Regions from separate parts of the Mus musculus genome. Here region 1 is linked to region 2. Evidence: chromatin loops called from intact Hi-C (ENCODE). Cell type or tissue: left cerebral cortex. All regions are shown on one strand. Each heading gives the region's core, and the rest is flanking DNA. Links, peaks and the distances in the headings are about the cores only.

Region 1 (5,375 bases), core at 212-5,211, 67 kb after region 2:
CTGCCTCCTACTTGCTGACCAAGATGTGATCTTTCAGCCACTCTTGCATTTGCTCTGCCATCATGGACTCTAATGTTCTGAAACTCTAAGCCTAGTTAGATATTTCCTCTTCTGAGTTGCTTTTGTCATAGTGTTTTGTCATAGCAACAGCAAAGTGGCTAAGACATGCTCTGTTCTGTCTCAGCCTCCACCTTTGCAAGTACAGCCCGAACTCTACATCCTCAACTTATACTTCCCTCTATGGTCCTCCCCACTCTCCTCCATCCTGCTCGCTGTCCTCCTTCACACTCCTGTTGGCTTCAGACTAGGCTATGCACCCATGAGGGTAAGAGATGGCTGTATGCACCATCCCTCCTTAACTTGGCTAGAGGAAGATCAATCTTGGTACATGGCTGTCAGGCGTTGTCACTGGGTTCTTTTTCTTGCTTCCTTGTTGACTGTGGCCTTGCCTTGGCATCACTGTGGCCATAATACCTGACAGAAATAACTCAAGGAAAGATTTATTGGTGCTTGTGCTTTCAGATGATTGTAGCGCATTGTGGGGAAGAGATAGCTGCAGATGTGTAGAGCTAAGCCTGTTCACGTTGTGGCTAACCAGGAAGCAAAGAAGCTGGAGCCAGGATCAGACTCTAACCCCAGGCAGCTGCCCCTAGCAACCTACATCAACTGGCCAAACCCCGCTTCTAATTGTTTCTTGTACAGCTGCTTAACCAGGTCCTAAAGTCTGCCTGCTGTGGGAAGATTAAGTGAAACAAAAGTCTTCGGAGGCAAGATGGCTCAGCTCATTTGGGGGGCTTGCTGTCAAATCTGACGACCTAAATTCTATCTCCTGGACCCAAGTGGTGGAGAAAAGAGACAGCTCCCGCGGGTTGTATTCCGGTCTTCAGAGTAGTAAAGCATGTACCCTCCCATGCATCTGTACAGGAAACTTAAACACATGAACAAATACGTGTAAAATACTTGAATGGAATGTATATTGCGTGTGTACAAGTGTGCACATGTGCATGTGTTATACGCACATCTTCATGTGGGTTTGTCTATGTTGTTATAGGCACATGTAAAAGAGGCAAGAAGTTAACACCAGGTGTCTTTCTCCATCAATTCCCAACTTCTCCCACCTGCTTTTCTAATGAGTTTTTATTAGTAGTCATATTAAAATTCTGCATCCCAGGATAGGGACTATCGTGTACCCAGAGACAGAAAGGGAACAAGATGCAGCCAGCACGTCTTATGTCAGCAGCTTCTGGTCTAGTTCCGGTTGGGACATGGCTGTCCAAAGGGTCATTCTGATGGTTGTTTAGACTAGATACCAACACTCATGGCGCTGACTCCTAAAGATGCCCCCTTGGGGTAGTGAGCTCAGGGTGACTCTTAGCAAACTCCCAGCTTCTGTCGTGAGATCGGGTTTCTCACTGAACCTGGAGCTGGCTAGTTCAGCTAGACTGGTTAATTAGCAAGCCTCACTAGTCTGCTTATCTCTGATACACACTCTACCATGCCTGGCTTTTATGTGGGTGCTGAGGAACTAAACTCAAGCCTTATGCTTATGGACCTAGAATCCTAATCTAACGACTAAAAACAAAACAAACAAACAAAAAAAAACTCACTGGAAATGTAGACTAGGGAAAGTTGGAAAATGAGTGAGAAAGACAACTGATATTAACTTCTTGCTGGTACATGTATTTATACAACTGTAAACATGGGCACACACGTGTGCAGAGAGATTAATTTCATTCGCCAAACACTTTAGTGACTGAGCCATTCCCCCAGCCCCAAAATACTTCTTTACAGAGAAAATGTCACCCCAGCATTGATAATGGATGCTTGTGATCCCAGCACCGGGAAGACTGAGACAGGATGTTCGTGAGTTCGAGGCCAGCCTAGACTACCTAGGGAATTCAAAGCACATTATTATTATCCTGTCTCAGAGAATCAAACCAAACCAAATATTTTAGTTTGTTTTTCTATTGTTTGATGAAGACCCAAAGCAACTTAGAGAGGAAAGGAGTTATTTGGTTTATACTTCCATGTGACAGGCCGGATGTGGTGGCTCACGCCTTTAATCCCAGCACTTGGGAGGCAGAGGCAGGCGGATCTCTGAGTTCGAGGCCAGCCTGGTCTACAGAGTGAGTTCCAGGACAGCCAGGGCTACACAGAGAAACCCTGTCTCAAAAACAGACAGACAGACAAACAAACTTCCATGTGACAGGCAGTCATTGAAGTGAGCCAATGCAGGATCTCCTGGGGGCTAGAACTGAAGCAGAGACCATGGAGGGTGCTGGCTCCTGCCTCGATCAGTTACCTTTCTTACACAGCCCAGCCCCACATGCTCACGAGTGGAACTACCTGCGGTGTGTGTCCCTCCCCCAGTCACTAATTAAGAAAATGTCCCACTGGCATGGGTAAGAGGTAGTCTGATTGAATCCCTTCCTCAACTGAGATCCCCTCTTCCCAGACAACTGGAGTTTGTATCAAGTTGACAAAAAAAAAAAAAAAAAAAAAGTAACCAGCATAACAAGCAAAGACCCAGACAGCTTTATCTGTAGATGGCAGAGACCAGCACTCCCCACCGCACTGTCCAGAACTGAATCGATGCCAGTTCCCAGAAAAGAGCAAAAGGGAAGGAAGTGAGTCCTCTCTGCTCTGACTGGATGGAGTTCCTCACCAGAGGTAGCCAACGTGTCTATGTCTGTCTGCTTCTGTCATTGCTGGTGTCCTTAGAGGGTCCATCTGTGAGGCCAGGCAGCTGGAGTGTGGTGGGGTTAGTGCAGGCTGGCCCATTGTGAGCTTATAGGCTTGCTGTGGATGTGGGGACCAGGCAACCTGCAGGGCATACCAGTTTTAGGAACATTCCTGTCTAATGAAGCACATCTAATCCAAATGTTATCTTTCAAGATAAGTCTTTTAAAAAAAGATTTATTTATGTATAAGTACACTGTTGCTGTCTTCAGATACACCAGAAGAGGGCATGAAACCCAATTACAGATGGTTGTGAGCCACCATGTGGTTGCTGAGATTTGTACTCAGGACCTCTGGAAGAGCAGTCAGTGCTCTTAACCACTGAGCCATCTCTCCAGCCCTCAAGATATATCTTAATGGTGAATTCTGTAGATGATATCAATGTCATATATATCAAAATCAATTTCTGGTTGTATCTGGCTATTTTTTTTTTTGAGATTTTAATTGGAGAAAATGGACTGAAAGGGTCCATAGGACTTCACTGTTCCTTTTTCTCTAATGGCCACCTTTTTTTTTTAAAAAAAAAATTATTCATTTAATGTATATGAGTACACTGTTGCTGTCTTCAGACACACCAAAAGAAGGTATCAGATCGCTGGGCGGTGGTGTCGCACGCCTTTAGTCCCAGCACTTGGGAGGCAGAGGCAGGCAGATTTCTGAGTTCGAGGCCAACCTGGTCTACAAAGTGAGTTCCAGGACAGTCAGGGCTATACAGAGAAACCCTGTCTCAAGAAAAAAAAAAAAAAAAAAAAAAAAAAGAAGGTATCAGATCCCATTATAGATAGTTGTGAGCCATTGTGTGGTTGGTGGGAATTGAACTCAGGTCCTCTGGAAGAGCAGTCAGTGCTCTTAGGTGCTGAGCCATCTCTCCAGCCCCTAATGGTCACCTTTTAAAAATCTTTTTTTTTTTTTTTTTTAAATTACGGTTCCTCACTTGTGTGTTGAGGGGATGGTGCATGCTCGTGGTGGTTATGCAGTGTCTGTGTAGGTCAGAAGACAACTTGGAGTTTGTTCTCTCGGTCATCTGGGCCCTGGAACTCAATTTCAAGTTGTCAGGCTTGGTGGCAAGTGTTTTTTAATCTGCTGAGCCATTGTGGCTGGACTTGAACTCAGGATCTCCCTGCCTCTAACGCCCGAATGCTGGGATTACAGACAAATGTAATTTATTTTTAAATAAACTAGTTCTAAAATGATGTGCTTGGTGGAGCGTGCCTGTATTCACAGTACTTTGGAGGAAAAGGATTACTTCAAGTTCAAGGCCTTCTTGGCCTACAAAGTGAGTTCCAGGCCATCCAGGATTACACAGTGACTCTGTCTCAGCACCCCAAAATTAAAAGTAAAACAAAACACAAAACAAAATAAAAAAAAACAAGCTGGGCGTGGTGGCGCATGCCTTTAATCCCAGCACTCGGGAGGCAGAGGCAGGCAGATTTCTGAGTTCGAGGCCAGCCTGGTCTACAGAGTGAGTTCCAGGACAGTCAGGGCTATACAGAGAAACCCTGTCTCGAAAAAAAAAAAAAAAAATCAAATCAAACCAAAAAGTTCCTATAATCCTAGTTTTCAGAAGAGTGAGGAAGGAGGGTTGTCACAAATTTATGGCCAGTCTGGGCTACAATACTGAGACCCTGTTTTAGGACAAAACAAAAATTTTCTCTTTGAGCTGAGATGTCTTAGTGGGTAAAGCATTTACTTTGTATGTAGATTGGAGTTTGGGTATCAGAAACCATCCTAAACACTGGGTGGGTATGTCATGTCAGCCTGCATGAGGGAGAGTAGGAGAAATTGGTTAATCAGAATAGCTGAAATTGTACAATACTGATTTAGCAAGATACCCTGCCCCAATACTCACCATATAAGGTGGAGAGCCATCTGGAAAACCAACAGACATCAATATCTGGCCTCCATACATGTGCTCTCGAGTGCGTGTGCACACGCACACACATCTGAACACATGTAAACTCACACTCATGTATGACATACACACATATATATGTACATATGAAAACACATTTTCTTTTGGAAGTCTCACTGTGTAGCTTTCTCTGGCCTGGAGTATGCTTGAGTACACCAGACTGGCCACAGATTCAAAAGCAATCCACCTGTCTCTGCTTCCCAAGTGCCGGGATTAAAGGAATATGCCCCCACAATTGGTGTAAAACACATACATACTCACAACCTTTTCAGGGACTAGATAATAGCCTCCATTGTAGAGCAGCTGCTTAGCATAATGATTGTCCAAGATTCAATCTCTAGCATGGCCAAAACGTAATTATATCTTTTTCGACATCCCTTTCTCTCTTCAGGCCACCCCCAAATCTAGGTACTTATCACCTCCCTGGAGGATTTTTGCAGCAACTTCCAGTTTATTTTGTAGTTGTTGTTGTGCGTCTCACATAGCTCAGCTTGCCCTGGAACTCGAAATGTATTCTAAGAAAACCTTGAATTTCTGATCTTCCTGCCTCCTACTCCCAAGTGTGGAATTATAGGCTATTACTACTACACCGGGTTTATGGGTTGCTGAAGGAACTCAGCTTTCTGCAAGCTAGTCAAATACTCTTCCAATGGAGTTACATCCCTAGCCACAACATGATTGTAAGTTTTGGTTTTGTTGTTTCTCTCCGCATCGCTGGGGAATC
Region 2 (5,360 bases), core at 1-5,000:
AACCTAGGGCTGGTCTTGAAGTTTTGTGATCCTCCTGCCTCTGCCTCCCAAATCCTGGGATTACACACAATGGGGGACCCAGCCCAGTTCTCCATGCCTGCTTCCTCCACAGGTCAACACCTCACTCTTCCAGGAGGCCAAAACCAACTCCCTTCACACTTTGTCCAGGAGTAGGTGTGTCCCAGTCCCACCCTTAAGAACTTGGCACGAATTAAGGCCAACCCCGCCCCAAGCAGGTCTCCTGGGCCGCCCCTCACCCAGTCTCTGCAGTTTGTCTGCGCAGTTCTCAGCCACCTCTCGAAGCTCTTGGTACTTGATGGCCAGGGCTGTCCGACCCATCTCCAGGCGGGGCCGCAAGGCCAGGTTCTCCTTGGCCAGCGCGTAGTTAGAGGCCAAGCAGGCATCCCGTTCCAGCTGCAGACCCTGGAACTGCGGTGGACGAGAGCTAAGAGGCCTGGGCTCAGACTGCCCAGGGTCACCTGAAGTCCACCCTTGCACAACACCCACCACAGGCCTGGCCAAAGGCACCCCGGAGCCCCCAACCTGCAAGGGTGACAGGACCAACAGGTGGAGGGACCAGGCTTTGCCTTGCATCTTTTCTTTGGGCCCCAGTTTCTACTACAATTAAAAACAAAACAAAACATAAACAAAACAAAACAAAACAAAAAACCCGCCTAGCTCACCGAGCTGTTGTGAGACTTAAGTGAACCAAACTATGAAGGCCTCTACAAATGTTAGTTAATTTTTAATTTTTCAATTAATATGTCTGCTTAGGTCCCGGAGGGCTCCCCCCTCCCTCCTCTGTCCCATTTTCTCCGCTTGGACAGCTTGCCTCTCATACCAGGCCTTTGTCTCGCTTCCTCCTCAGGTGTTTGTGTGGAAAGCATCCCCACCCCCTGTTCTGACTCTTGGGGGAGTGATGTTTTCACCCCGAACCTTCCCAGCAACCCCCACTCAGGTCACCCTCTCATCTCTTCTACCCCCTTGTTGGCCCTCTAGTGGAACCCCACACGCCCCCGCGAACACAACACACACCCCCTTTGCTTCTGTGGTCCCCTGCCCCTGCTAGCTGCTCACCTAGCAGAAGGCAGCACTGGGGCCCTGAAGACGGCTGTTTGAGCCTGTTTCTAGGAGGGCCAAGCCTAGCTCCCCGCCCCTGGAGAATGCGCTCCCTCCATCTGTCCCCTGATCCATGCACAAGCCCCTCCTCGTCTGGCTCCTTGTAACACACACTTTCTCTTTCTGTACCCCCCTCCCGACAGACAACCAGCCCGGGCCTATGTCTCCCGTGAAATATACAACTTTCTCTTATGGTGGCCTACAGAATACAAGCCTCTGTATTCAAAGACCCATACCCAATGGCAGACACAAAGCCCCCTCCCCATCTAATGCATTACTACCCCCCCCCCATTTTCCCAGCTATCCTCCCCACCCCAGGTGTCAAGCAGGCCTTCAGTTCTCCCCCCCCAAACAAGGCGCCTCCCCTTTCTGGCCCTACAGAACGTGGGTGTGCTGAGCCAGGGCCCCCCACAACACAGCTCACCCTCCACCTCCCGCCCCCCAGAACACACCTCCCCGGAGCATCCTCGGGAGGGCACGCCTCGCGGCCATCCCGGGGTGCACGGGTGCATCCCCGGGCGCCCCCCTTCCGCACCACTCGCCCCAGGCTGGATCGGGGCGCCCCCCATCCCCCGGGGGCGGCTCCGCGGGGCCCACTCGGACGTGCCAGGCTCCCATGATCCCGAGGCCTGGCAGCTCCAGGGGGGTGGCCTCCGCTGGCTGGGTCTCCGGGTCCCCGCAGGCCGCAGCCCGACCTCTCCATCCCCCCACACCCTCCTCCTGCCCGCGCCCCCCGCGTTACCTTCCTGCTGAGCCGCACGATCCGGTCCAGCTTGGGCTCATCTTGAAGCAGATCCCGGAGCTGCCCGGTGCTGAGGATCCCAAAGCGCCCCGGGCTGCCGGGCTCCGGCCCCGCCCGCGCCGCCCGGGCCCGGTACATACCGCCCGCCCGCGCCCCCAGCTCGGCTGCTGGCTCGGCCCGATCGGCCCCGCTCCGCCCCGGCTCCGCTCCGGCTCCGCTCCGGGCTCCGGGCTCCGGCTCCAGCTCCAGCTCCGGCCGCGCGCTGCGCTGGCCGCGTTCTGCCACCAGGGGGCGCCTTGACCGCTCTTAAAGGGGCAGCCGCCGCGGCTGGCCAGACTGGGGGTGGGGCAGATAGGGGGCGGGCCGCACCCGGAGATCTCCCGCCGGGGTGTTCCCGAGCCATAGCAAACCTGTCGCTCAAAGCGGGCTCTCTCCCGAAGTCCATCCTCCCACCTATGTCTCGAAATCCAAATATCCTCTCATCTCGCCCCTTCATCCTGCCACGCTTCACCGCGGACCCTCCCACCCCAGGAGCCTACAGTTTGCAAGGTTCTTTCACATCCCCCTCTTTGGATACCTACAGCTCTCTGAGTTGGGCTGGGCGCCAAAGCCCCTGTCTGGCTGCTAACTTGGTCACGTCATTCATATCCTCTGTGCCTCAGTTTTTTTCATCTGTGAAATGGGGGATTTGAAGCACCATGAACGTTGAGATAGCGAATGCTGAGTGCCTTTGGGGCAGGGCAGGTGAATATGTAACTAACTTCCTGAGTTTCTGTTACTTTAGAGATACCGAGGCGTCACAGAGTGTTAGTGGCGCTTAGCCATAGTCTGTGTGTTTACAATGCCCTATATTCCATCCCCAACACCACCAAGAAAATAAATTAATAAAAGGTAATTTACAAAATAAAACAGATTTTAAAAATCTCAAAAGATGACATCACGTTCCTGAAGTCCTATTACTCTGATTGACAATCCTTGTTCCCCATCTACAAGGAGTCCACAGGCTAAGGCACAATCTCATTTAGTGCAACACAGAATGGCAGAGGCAGACGTGGCATAATCCCAGCACTATGATGACTGAGGCAGGGGGATTATCTAGATTTTGATACCAGTCTGGGCTTTATAGAAAGGCTCTGTCCCAAAAATACAGATGGTAGGAGCAAGAGAGATGTGAAATGTTTGTCATACCACAAGGAGGATCCGAGTTCAAGTCCTAGAACACAGGTAAGAAGCCAGACAAACCGGGCGTGATGGTGCACGCCTTTAATCCCAGCACTCAGGAGGCAGAGGCAGGCAGATTTCTGAGTGCGAGGCCAGCCTGGTCTACAGAGTGAGCTCCAGGACAGCCAGGGCTACACAGAGAAACCCTGTCTGGGAAAAACAAAACAACAACAACCAACCAACCAACAAGCATGGTTGTTCAGGTTCTTACTCACAGTACTGCAGAGGTAGCTGGACTCCCGGGGTTCCATGGTCAGCCAGCCTAGCCTGATCTATGAGGTCCAGGCCCTGTCTAAAACCAAACCAACAAACAAAAGCAGTCACAACAGCTGGGTGTTGACCTTTGTTTCCATGTGCATCTTCCCCCTGCCACGTACACATATATAATGAATGTGTTCCCTGTACACACACACACACACCACACACACACACACACACACACACACTCACTCACTCCCCACTATGAAGGCACATGACTGGTTCCAGCCAATCATAAAGACTTATGTGAAGAGGTGACAACTGAATGGGGTTTCAAAGGCTGAATAGGAGTTCTGGAGAAGATTGTAAGTCAAGGCATAGGGACCAAGAGAGCTCAATAAGGCTGTCTCTAATCCAGCTTTATCCTCCTGCCTTAGCTCCCAAGTGTTAAGATGACATGTGCGCACCACCATATCTGCTCTAACTTAGCCATAACTGAAATCCACTCATATGAAAGGACCCTACCTCTGGAAGCTGTCTCTGCCTCCCAGTGCGGGCTCCTGCCTATCCTTTCCTGTGAGTTTGCCATTCTGTTCTCCCTTGACTGTCATCCATAGTCCATCTCTGAGCGCCCTAGTCTGCTTTTTCCAAGCTGGCTATTTATTTCTGGGAGCATTTTAGGGAACTCCTGTCTGCCTCTCCCTTGGCCCTTCCTACGCTGGGCTACTAACCTTCCTCCTTAGCTGTGAGGGAGATGACAGGGAGGGTCCTGCCTTTCTGTTTATTCCTCCTCCTTCCCCCTCTCAAGTCCTAGAGACAGAAGAGATTGCTCAGCAATTAAGAGCATTTGCTACTCTTGCAGAGGACCAGGGTTTGGGACCCAGAATCCACATGGTGGCTCATAGCTGCCTGTAATTTCAGTTCCATGGGGGATCTAATGCCCTCTCCCAGCTTCCTGTGTCACCATGGCTGTGGGTTGAATTCACTCTGGCTGGAATTCACTCTGTAGACCAGGCTAGCTTGGATCTCACAGAGATCTGCCTGCCTCTGTCTCCTGAGTGCTGGGGCTAAAGGCGTACACCACCATCTCTAGCAATAAATATGTCTTTTCTTTTTCTTTTTCTTTTCTGTTTTTTAAAAAAGATCACCAGACCTTCCATGCTTTTCTCCAGAGCTCCATGTCTATCCTAGAAAGATACTTCTGCTTCTCCTGCCCCATTTCCCAGGATGCCCTTTGTGCCTGCCCTTTGTCCCGATTCTCTCTGGCCTCCTGGAAGAGTGTGACCTCTCTTCATTCAGAAGTCAACACAGACAGATGCTGCCTTGATCTGAGGATCACCTCAGCTCTCACTTCTGAGGTGACTGGCTAGCCCCTTAGTCCGTTCTGATGGCTTCTGTCTGACTCGTTCACCTTAGTTTCTGTTTAACCGACTCCCTTTTATCCCCACCCTAGCTCCAGTTTTTAAAATTTGAGGCGGTAGGAATAGAAACAGAGGACTTACCCATACAAAGCAAGTACTCTACTGTTGAGCCACGCCCCTCGATCCTCACTGGGGGATTCTAGGCAGGGGCTCTACCACTGAGCCACGCCCCCAGCCCCTCACTGGGGATTCTAGGCAGGGGCTCTACCACTGAGCCACACCCCTCACTCCTCACTGGGGGATTCTAGGCAGGGGCCCTACCACTGTGTTAGATTTCAGTCTTAGTTTTATTTTATTTTATACACAGGATCTCATCACATAGCCAAGCCTTTCCCTCTGGATTCTGGCATTACAGGTGTAGGCCAGTATGTCCCACTCCACAAGTTTTATACTTGTTTGTGTATTATTTTTGAGCAGAGGAAATATAGATTAAAGAAACGTGAGAAAAAACAAAAAGCTTGGGGGCTTCATGGAGGAATAGCACCATTCCAATTGTTCAAAATATAGTATTCATTTATTTTTATTTTTTAAAATTTTTAAAAAGATTTATTTATTTTATTTATATTGCTGTCTTCAGATACACATCAGAAGAGGGCGTCAGATCCCATTACAGATGGTTGTGAGCCACCATGTGGTTGCTGGGGATTGAACTCAGGACC

What was found. A loop is a pair of places that touch in the nucleus more often than their neighbours do. Peaks named below come from ENCODE experiments on the same cell type or tissue, not always from the same donor. Only the 100,000 strongest peaks of a DNase experiment are listed, where the experiment ranks them.
Region 1: a loop joins it to region 2, with 2.2 times the contacts of the local background. A loop is called at or near these places in 1 of 42 quality-filtered maps.

The regions. Positions count from the first base shown.
Region 1 is chr5:135,143,168-135,148,542 of GRCm38, forward strand. No RefSeq gene overlaps it. Among named protein-coding and RNA genes, the nearest start is that of Tbl2, 3.8 kb to the right of the region's middle. In left cerebral cortex, for the core only: a CTCF peak has its summit at 2,948 (motif pointing right); a DNase peak (open chromatin) is centred at 2,632.
Region 2 is chr5:135,076,201-135,081,560 of GRCm38, forward strand. Vps37d (vacuolar protein sorting 37D) reads right to left here and starts at 2,066. Exons shown (of 4, transcript NM_001199677.1): 1 at 1,862-2,066; 2 at 258-429. The coding sequence starts at 1,999. In left cerebral cortex, for the core only: CTCF peaks have their summits at 2,140 (motif pointing right) and 2,348; DNase peaks (open chromatin) are centred at 1,191, 1,558, 2,125 and 2,431; H3K4me3 peaks cover 1,887 bases; H3K27ac peaks cover 766 bases.